2 separate regions of the Homo sapiens genome follow, and region 2 is linked to region 1. A link is a contact called in ENCODE Hi-C or POLR2A ChIA-PET data. All regions are on one chromosome and are shown on one strand. The core of a region is the stretch at or near the end of the contact, and the rest is flanking DNA. Distances in the headings are between cores, read along the strand shown. Region 1 holds the start of SCML4 (Scm polycomb group protein like 4). Region 2 holds the start of AMD1 (adenosylmethionine decarboxylase 1).

Region 1 (5,138 bases), core at 1,541-4,040:
CGCTCCATGATAATCAGATTAAAAGAGGGTCTTTTCTCATCTCCTTTCCCTTCTTTCCCATTCCATCCCCACATAAAATCTGAGGGCTCAGGGGAAGAATGACACTGGAGATGCTTGGTATCCTAAGGCTCCCAGCCCAATGAGGGGTAGTGTCACCTGCCACGCTCTTCAGGACTTGTGGAGTGGGATGGGCACATCCCGGCTCCCTGGCATCTACCCATGTGATATTGAGGTTTCCGAGGGCAGGGACTTGGGGAGGAAAATTGTCCTGCAGATCCCTAACAGGGCCCCTGTGAGGGCTTTCAAGCTCCAGCCACCACCTCTGCCTGGACCAAAAGTTCTTTAAGGTGCGTGTCATAAAGGATGTGTGGACACATGTGTGATGTGTCCTCAGGCCACACAAAATTGTAAACAGACCTACGAAGCACTCTAACATTTAAGCCCCCAGACTCCCAGAAAGGTTATTCCTCTCCGAGCATTCCTTGTTATGATTTCAGGGAACTTCAGTTATGTTTCCTTAAAAGTATTGAAGTATTTGAGATCCAAAATTGAGATTAAAAATACATAAACAGCAGAGATGATTTTCTCATCATTTCAAATTTTAAAAATTAAAAAAGTCTATCTTTGTACTTTGGGGTAGTGCTTGAATTTTTTAATAGGAAAGTGTTACTGAGTATTTTTTTAAAGTCAATATTGTTTTGAACTCTCATTATAAAAGTTCTTGCAGCAAGTGACAGTATTTGGGTCTGGCTTGTTTTCTGTGGGCTGAGCTGCTTAGCTTACCTGCTGCTTGCTAGAGGAGACAGCCTTTCACCCTCACCCCCAGGAGTCAAGAACCAGAAAGTGAAACTGCTTCTGCTGATTTCCCTCGCCTCGAAAACACACCACCAAAAGCAAAGAAATGATGAAAAGCAACTTACTCGTTTCGCTTATTGTTTTCTTGTCTTTCTATTACCGTTCATTTACTCTTTTCTTTTTTTCTTTTCTTTTTTTTTTTTTGCAGCAAAATAAAAGTAATTTTGGGGACACAGGGAAGAAATGTAAACATGTTATACATGAAAGAACTGGATTTTTGTGGGCTTTGCACTTTTGTTATAATTCCACAAATGAAGCAAACTGATGAATTTACCAAAATATTTCAGAGCTCATCTACGTACACAATTTAAAGAGCTAAAGAAAACACATTCATATTTTTTAAAAATTCTGTCAAAAAGCCTGTTTAAAAGTTATAGTTTGTGAAGCCACCAATTTCCCTAAAACTGAAGATTCTACATTAACCTTTTGAGTTTAGACGATCACGCAGTACCGATTTTCTAGGTAATCTTCACCCAGCTGCTGTTGCTCAAACAGCCCCTCATTTTATCAGACTAGTTCTACCAAGCAACACAAAAAATGCTCCACACAAATATTATACCCCCCAGATAGTTTAACACACTAAGAATTCCTTTGTAGTTATTTTTATGCTTTCACTCCAGATATTCTATTTTGCTTTAAAAAAAAAAAAGTGGAGAAAAAAAGCAGCTATATCCCTCATTCTTCAAAAATGGTTCCTCTGGTTGAAAAGAAAGAAAAACAGCATATAACAAATACCCTGATTCTGAAGTGCCTGGATTACTTTCTCAAGTACTGTAGTGTCTGAGATCAGTAAAAAACCACTTTCTCAGAAAGCCACTGATTGTCTAACCCTCATGAGTACCGTCATGGAATCTAGAGACAACACGAGGAGACACCTCTCGTTCACGATCACAGATAGTGGAAAGAACTTTGACTCAAGCACCTCAACTCAGCAAAACAGCTCAGCAGCCTGCACCCTGGCCTCATCCACCGCTCCTGTCCAGCCAGCAATCAACCTGGAGAGGACCCCTCATGCTTTGGGAGGAGCACGTGGAAGCTGGTTCAAGTCACAGTGCTCCACCTGGGAAGGAGGTGATTTTGAGCTTGGGAAAACTGCCGCTAATACTCCATAGTCACCAGTTTTTTTCCCAAAAAACGAATTAAAACCAGAAACTAGCAGTAAATATTATTCTTATTTATGCCTCATAAATTAGGAAAAACCAGCACAAAGACATGTGAAATATTCTACCTGGGATATTTGAAATAAAATTAAATGGGAAAAAAAACACTTTTACATGTTCATAACATACCAATTTTAATAACCAAATTTTAGGTAAATATTTTTATCCCAAGACATAGTACAATTTTTTTAAAATTAAAAAGCAAAACAAAGCAAAATTATCGTGAAGGGAAAAAATAACTAACCGGTTACTTGAGTTCACATTTGGAAAAAAATAACTTTCTAGGTATTTAAATGCAGAGTTAAAGAGTAATGAACATGTATATAGCCCAAATTTATAAACTATATAATTCAATGTTACATTTTCCCCTCTGAGATCTGGTTAATAAATTAAATGCTGTACTTTGCATATGAGGAACTAAAGTTTACCTACTGGACTCAGTGGTTTTAGTGCAGGACACTCTTGTGCGTTGCCATAGAGGTAGGCATGCAACCCAGAAAAAACTGAAACAGGTAACCTGTCATGCTGACAGTTACAAGAGAAAGATCCCGTGTCAACGGCACGCCTCCAATTGTGCATCTCCCTTACCTACAGCTTGTTCACCAGAGCCCTGAGCAGGTTGTTTACCAGGTCGGGAGTGTTGACTCAGAAGACAGATGACTTTCAGCACATGCAAACCGAGTATTGCAAAAGCTATCTTCCACCCGTGTTAGTAGCTCACAGTTAGTCTCCAGCAGCCCTGCGCTCCAGCTGCAAACATCTCATTAGACTAATGCATTCAGCACAGGCAGAAAACTCGATTTACCATAGCTACAGCAATGAATTTCCATTACGATGACAGCTTCAACCACATCATGTCCGGAAAACCAGCCAACCACTGGCTTTTAAAGAACACACACATTTTACATGCAGAAAACGAGGCCTCTGTGTGTGTGTGTGTGTGTGTGTGTGTGTGTGTGTGTGTGTGTGTGTGTGTGTGTTTTGTGTTTCCTTCCTCTTAGCAGCCTAAGAGAAATGTGCAGTGTAGCTTTTTGTCGACATGAGCTGCAAGGTAATGACACTTCTGCTTCTTTGGTAGTTACATCCTTGTAATAACCTGAATTATGTCACAATGGTTAGAATGGGTGTTTCCAACATTTCAGTTTTCATTACCCCTCCTCTGTTGCCATAGAAACCAGACTGTAACATCGTCTCTTTGTCCCAATCCTGCAGCAGTGTGGGCCAACACCAGGCTTATAAGACACTGGTGATCTGACAGAGTGAATGTTTGACTTTGGACAAATAAAACAAAAAGAAATATTACAATAGCATCATTGTTCAGGAGACCCTGTGTGATTCCCAGAGCAGTGTGCCTATCCAGGTGTGTGCACACACCATGGTTGTACATATTAAATCAGCGGCTGCCCACAACATATGTGTACAGTTCATTAAAGCCGGCCCTGACTTTGGCTCCAGGCCTGTATGTGTGTGTGTGTAAGCATCTCTACCCACCTCAACGTGGTGGGACCTGCACAGGATAGAAACAGGGCAAGAGTGACTATTCATTCCCATGCCCCATTGCATTTTCTGCAGCAAATCAATATATATCGGCGAAGGGATCTTTTCTTTTCCTTTCTTTTTGTAAAGTGGAGCAGGGCTCCCCATTGCCCATTTCATCCACTCTGGGATATTGGCATATTCACAGGTATTTCCTACAAGATGAAACATCCATTCTACAAACATGTGGCTTACTCCTAGGGATGAGCAGCAAACAAATTTAGCCGGGACTAAATATCAACCAGGGCTAACGAAGGCTTAGGCCACAACCTGGCCAGTTACTGAGAGTGAAAAAAACTGCAATGGACAACTTGAGGTTTCTCTAAATATATGTGTAGAGTCACATTAGAAGTACATAAGAAATCTCTCCTCTGAAATTTATTATGAAAATATAAAAAATTGTTTTAAGTCAAAGCCTTGTAATTAATTGAGCAAGAAGAAATTCACTACTTTAGTTCATTTAATCATCAAATTTTGTTGTTTTGTATGGGAAAAGGCAGGTTTGGTAGTTTGCATTTTCATTTCATATAAGTTGATTTCACTAAAGAAGGAGGAAGAGGAGAAGAAAAGAAAATAAGATGGATGGGCCAGGTGCAGTGGCTCATGCCTGTAATCCCAGCACTTTGGGAGGCCAAGGCGGGTGGATCACGAGGTCAGGAGATCGAGACCATCCTGTGAATGGTGAAACCCCGTCTCTACTAAAAATACAAAAAATTAGCTGGGCGTGGTGGCGGGCGCCTGTAGTCCCAGCTACTTGGGAGGCTGAGGAGGGAGAATGGCGTGAACCCGGGAGGCGGAGCTCACAGTGAGCCGATACCGTGCCACTGCACTCCAGCCTGGGTGACAGAGCGAGACTCCATCTCAAAAAAAAAAAAAAAAAAAAGAAAATAAGATGGATGGGCTAGGTGTGGTGGCTCATGCCTGTAATCCCAGCATTTTGGGACTCCTGGACTTGAGGTTAGGAGTTCGAGACCAGACTGGCCAACATGGTGAAACCCCATCTCTACTAAAAATACAAAAATTAGCCAGGCTTGGTGGCGCTTGCCTGTAATCCCAGCTACTCGGGAGGCTGAGGCAGGAGAATCGCTTGAACCTGGGAGGGAGAGGTTGCAGTGAGCTGAGATCACGCCATTGCACTCCAGCTTGGGTGACAAGAGTGAAATTCCATCTCAAAAAAAAAGAAAAAAGAAAGAAAAAGAAAAGAAGAAAAGAAAAGAAAAGAAAGAAAAGAAAAAGAAGAAAAGAAAAGGAAAGAAAAGGAAAGAAGATGGATGATTTAAGTTTGGACAGCATCTCTGTCCCAGCGACAGCGGTTATTATACTCACACCCGTGGCCTCACACATGCCACACTACACTGAGCTTAAAGCACCTGGAATGGGCTGAGACATTAGACCAATTTTCACTCTAAAATGTTTCTTAGGATTAAAAAAAATAACATTTCTTAAGTAATCAGAAATAATCTCCAAGTCCTGTAAAAGAAGTAAAAGGGTTGGCAGAATCTACCCATAAGAAAGGAGTTGCTGGTTTTCCTACCCAGCTCTGTGAGGGTTTCTCACTCTGATCCTCAGGCCCAACCTCCTTGCCTC
Region 2 (5,138 bases), core at 1,340-3,839, 3.1 Mb after region 1:
TGAGGAGGTAGGGACCACACATATAGACATGTCTTTACATCTTTTAGGGAGTTTTGCTGTTAAGGGAAGCAGAGAAATTCGGTGATAACTGAAGGTAGAAGTGGGGTCAAGTAAGGATTTTTTTAAAATTTGAGTAAGATCTTAATAGGAATGATTACTAAAGAGAATAAAGGGAAGATGTACAATCAGAGGTATCTTAAGAAGGCCTAGTGAATGGGAGTCCTTTAAGTGTTTTATGTGCAAAGTGCTATAGCCAATGAGGCATTTTTAAAAAACTGGAAATCTGGGGGAAAGATGGTCACTCTTGATAGAAATGGGGCTGAGAAGGGAAATCATTTTAGAAATAATGGTAAATGTATTTTGGACATATTGAGTTCAGGAAAATATTTAAGCAAAGATTAACCAACTTAGTACAAGGGATTTTTATTTTTATTATTTCTATGATCTGAAGAGAAACCAGAGTATACAAGGAATTTTGAGCTTCAAGATAACAAGAAAAATGATATATTTTACAAAGGACCAATCCAGTTGGTAGACTATTTAAATTATCCTATATCAAATTAATAAGGATTTACTTTGCCAAGATTCTTGGCACTTTTATATTAACTTAAATTGCACTGGGAAAAAAGCATAATAGTAGTTGAGAAGCAACTAATTATAAGCAATTATAAGCCAAATTATGTTTATACCACAATTAGTGTTTGAGGTGGTTTAGTAGGCAGATTCTTCAGTAAGAACCATCAAATAATTGAACAGCTTGTAAAACACAGAAATACTTCTTTTATCTTTATTCCAAGTAGAGTAACCACATTCTTTTATCATTATAAAATAAGCAACATTTATTATCTTTTGTCCCAATCCGCAGTTTGAGTTGGATGCTTATAAAACATGGCAAGAGGGCTGGGTGCGGTGGCCTCCCAGCACTTTGGGAGGCCGAAGTGGGCAGATCACCTGAGGTCAGGAGTTCAAGACAAGCCTGGCAAACATGGTGAAACCTCGTCTCTACTAAAATACAAAAATTGGCCGGGTGTGTTGGCATGCACCTGTAATCCCAGCTACTCGGGAGGCTAAGGCAGGAGAATCGCTTGAACCCAGGAGGCAGAGGTTGCAGTGAGCCGAGATCACGCCACTGAACTCCAGCCTGGGCAACAGAGCGAGACTCCGTCTCAGACAAACAAAACAAAGCAAGAGTAGTTTATGTACCTAGCTCACAACATAGCTTCTTTCAACAGGTTTCACGGAGACACGTGAACCACGTTCTTGTAAGACAAGAGCTATTCTACAGGGTATCTAGAGTGCAAACCCAAACCATGTCTTTTTCAGTGGATTTTTCATGTTGACATCATCTTATTTCACTTTGGGGAAAGTTTTTTTCTAAGGATGATAGCGAAAAGTCCTTTTGTCTTGTGACAATAGCAATTTTTATGTCAGCTTGGGTTTTTTTCCTCCCATATTCCCAAGTAAAAGTAATAACTTTGTTACCAGTTTTGCCATCTGAGGTTAAACTGTTTGACCATGGCTTGACGACTATTTTATACTTAACACTTATAAAATATTAGACTGATAGTTATTTAAGTTACCACCAGTGATAGCTCTGGAATCCCTGTTTTATTAATTTCCAGGTAAATCCTTCTTAAGCACATGGGAAGATAGCACTGTAAATTTTGGGGGGTAAGGAGAACCTCCATCAATTAATACATCAGCTTGATAAAATTCAAAGAAAAACATGATCAAATAAGTTCAGATTATATTTAACACATTCAGTTTCTAGAAGTAGTTTTGCTGAATAAATTCCCACCAGTTGAGCTAATGGAGCAACGGAGCTGCCAGTGCTTCCCGGAGGCTGCTGTGCTCAGCCAATTCGGAGGCATGGCGAGCCACACGGTGGGAGGTGGGTAAAGCCGGGGCCCTCCAAGGCTGGGCGCCACGTTGCTTTTCTCTTCTGAAATAGGAAGACAATGCTTCTGGCTATTGTATAAACCAGCCGAGGACTGCTTTCATTCGCACATCAGCCAAGGCGTGAGCAGAATTAAAGCGCCTTCTAATTCGACCCCTGGCAACGTGCGCGTCACGGACAAATGTTTAGTTTTAACGCCTGGCTGCGTTCGCCTTGGGAAAACACACTTTTAAGAATGGCCAAGTACCTCAGCAGTCGCGGTGAACTGCACAAGATCAAAACCACCACGCCAACCCAGCGCTGGCCACCGTCCCCGCTGAACCCCGCCAACACCCCTAAGGACCCACCCATGTTTTCTGCTAATCATTTTTTTTTTCTAAACAGCTCTGCACAGCCTTTCCTCATTCCGTTCCCGCTCTCCCCACCCACTCTGCGTTCGATCCGAGGTTTCTAGTCCCCAGCTGGACATCACAGCACCAACTCCCACTCAGGAGCCGGCCAGAGCCCGAGCCGCAGCGCAGTGGGCAGCTCCCCGCGCTCTCCGCCAGGCCCTCGGCCAGCCAGCCGCCACTCGGCCGCGAGTGATTGACAGGCGGCAGCAGCTATAGGCCGTGGAGGTGGGACGATGCGTCACTTCCTGGTCTTTTGGGGGGAGCCGGGATATATAAGGGCGGTGCTCACGCAGCGCTCTCGCTTACACAGTATGGCCGGCGACATTAGCTAGCGCTCGCTCTACTCTCTCTAACGGGAAAGCAGCGGAATACAAGAGACTGAACTGTATCTGCCTCTATTTCCAAAAGACTCACGTTCAACTTTCGCTCACACAAAGCCGGGAAAATTTTATTAGTCCTTTTTTTAAAAAAAGTTAATATAAAATTATAGCAAAAAAAAAAAGGAACCTGAACTTTAGTAACACAGCTGGAACAATCCGCAGCGGCGGCGGCAGCGGCGGGAGAAGAGGTTTAATTTAGTTGATTTTCTGTGGTTGTTGGTTGTTCGCTAGTCTCACGGTGATGGAAGCTGCACATTTTTTCGAAGGGACCGAGAAGCTGCTGGAGGTTTGGTTCTCCCGGCAGCAGCCCGACGCAAACCAAGGATCTGGGGATCTTCGCACTATCCCAAGGTGGGTCCCCGGGGCGCTCGCTGACATCCGGGCCTGGGGGCTGTCGCCGCCGCCGAGGCACCAGCCACGGGTGGAGCCCGAGTTCCCTCAGCTTTCAGTTGGGGGCAAGTCTGCGGCCTGGGGTCGCTTCGGCGGCCTTGGAAGGTGCGCGGTTTGGGGGAGAGCGGCCATGTCCACGCGGGCCGGAGCCGGCTTCTCCCGCCGTGGTTGCCGCGCCTGGCATTGCCCTGGGGGAGGGGAGGAGGCCGGCGCGGCCGCGTGCTCAGGTAACGTCCCGCGCTGGGCGGCGGGCGGCGCGGCCCGGGGTGGTTTTGCGGCCCGCGCCTCCCGACATTTCCCTCCGTAGTAGTTGGCGGCAGGGGCCCCAGGTGGGGGTCGGGGGCGCCTGCGCGGGTTGCCTCCGGCAGGTGTGGCTCGGCGGGCTTAGTCAGGCGCTAATTCGGGCGTGCCGGCTTCGGGGAATGGAGGGCGGGAGCGGCGCTTGTTCTTGCCTCGGGCGCGGATAGGAGGGGCCCTCCCGGCCTTGTCTGAGGGGCTGGCGAAGAGGCCTCCCACCCGCGGCGGCCGCGGGCAGCATGTGGCGTTCGGGCGGCGGGGATTGGGCGGGAGCAGTTATGTCGCAGTGGCGGGGCCCCACCGCTCCCCTAACATGCTCTGCGCCAGAGCCTTTTCGGGGCGGCTGGGCAGACGGCGCAGTCCCCGGGGCCGCCCTCGACACGGCCGCTGAGGCCGCTGGGGGCTGCTCCCCAATCTCTTGACCTTGGGTTGTGTAACCTGCTACGGAGCCGGCGGAGCGGGGCGGGAGAGGTGCGGGTGGAGGGAGGCCCGCCTGCCCCAGGACATAATGCCTCTAATGCCTTAAGCTTGAGCAAAGGAATCTGGGGCCCACTCCCACTGCGGGCCGTCACGCGAGAGATACTTGGGCTGACCGCGCCGAAGAGGCGTTTTAGTTGGTATTGCTGTGGAAATCCATGCTTATATAAAAGCCCAGAGATCCCGTGGATGCTTAGGCCTTGTTCCTGGCGGCGGTCGCACCGGTGGCCACCAATGGCCTTCCTAGGCCCTGCCACCGGATCCCTGGCTCCTCTGCGCACGAGTGCGGCTAGGGTGGCGGTGCAGCGGAGTAACTGGCGTGGCCAGCTTCATTGAGAGGCGGCGACCAATGGGCTCCTGGGCCGCACTCAGAGCCTGGCCCCAGGGTGTGGACCAATGGGCGTTTTAGGAGTGTTAGCTGTTCTTGGAGCTGTCCCTTGACAAAAAGCAACTGGAAAAGGGAATCCAGGCAGACACGTGCTACCGAGACTTTAAGGCACGACGGGAAACCCGGTTTCTAGCAGTGTATCTTGAACGATTCCATTGTAGAAAAAAATACTAGTCATAGCTAAAATGTCACACGTCTCATTTTTTTCAAGCTTCGTGTGACACTTAAAATGTCTATAGCGCTTACTACGTGCCAGGCTCACGTGAGATTATAGGAAGCGGACTTTGGTCATGGAGAAGCTTAGTATTTCCTTCATTTCACAGATGAGAAAGATGGTATTTGTGATAGACGTTTGGTAAAACGATTGTGATCAGGATAATTAACCTAGAAAATCTTGGCAAGAACCTAGAAAATCTTGGGTAAGAACAGTCCTAGAAAACGAATAACAGAAGTTGTCACTTTGGCTTTTTAAATGTTTGAGCCCTTAAATAATAGTAAGTACATGTTCTTAATAAAGGGAAGAAGATTTTGTTCTCCCCAAGTTCTTGGCGGTTTGGCTGTTTAGAGCTTCCTGAGTCAAAGTGGAGAGAGGAGGAAGAGGCTTTTTACAAAGCAGCCTGCTTTCTTTAAATGTTTAAGAACCCTTTTTACTTTGTACTTTAATCAGCCCAAATTGTTTTACTGCTCCAGTGTGGCTTTTAAAATCATGGCCAAAGTTAAACTTTGAAGGACAAAATATTCCCTTGTGTAGATGATTTAGTGCCATCCATTTTGTGGACATGTAACATTCATTGAACAACTATTGGTAGTACACTGCCACATTGTAACTGTTGTAGATAAAGCAAGTTAAGCAAGAACTGAAAAATATGTTGATTTAACTAAGGTCCCGTGATAACCTTCGTTGGAACATTTTTCAG

What was found. A loop is a pair of places that touch in the nucleus more often than their neighbours do. ChIA-PET counts read pairs that join two places held with the same protein, here RNA polymerase II (POLR2A). Pooled maps may share reads with other maps.
Region 2: a loop to region 1 is called in a pooled map, with 8 times the contacts of the local background. The contact joins the promoter of AMD1 here to the promoter of SCML4 in region 1. A Hi-C loop is called at or near these places in 4 of 50 pooled maps. POLR2A ChIA-PET finds 5 or more read pairs at or near these places in 4 of 52 experiments (CD4-positive, alpha-beta T cell, activated CD8-positive, alpha-beta T cell, activated CD8-positive, alpha-beta memory T cell and 1 more).

Annotation. Positions count from the first base shown.
Region 1 is chr6:107,821,523-107,826,660 of GRCh38, forward strand. SCML4 (Scm polycomb group protein like 4) reads right to left here and starts at 2,791. Exons shown (of 8, transcript NM_198081.5): 1 at 2,604-2,791. RefSeq lists an enhancer at 874-943.
Region 2 is chr6:110,872,196-110,877,333 of GRCh38, forward strand. AMD1 (adenosylmethionine decarboxylase 1) reads left to right here and starts at 2,590. Exons shown (of 9, transcript NM_001634.6): 1 at 2,590-3,020. The coding sequence starts at 2,911. RefSeq lists enhancers at 3,012-3,727, 3,728-4,442 and silencers at 3,165-3,414, 3,475-3,544, 3,575-3,764.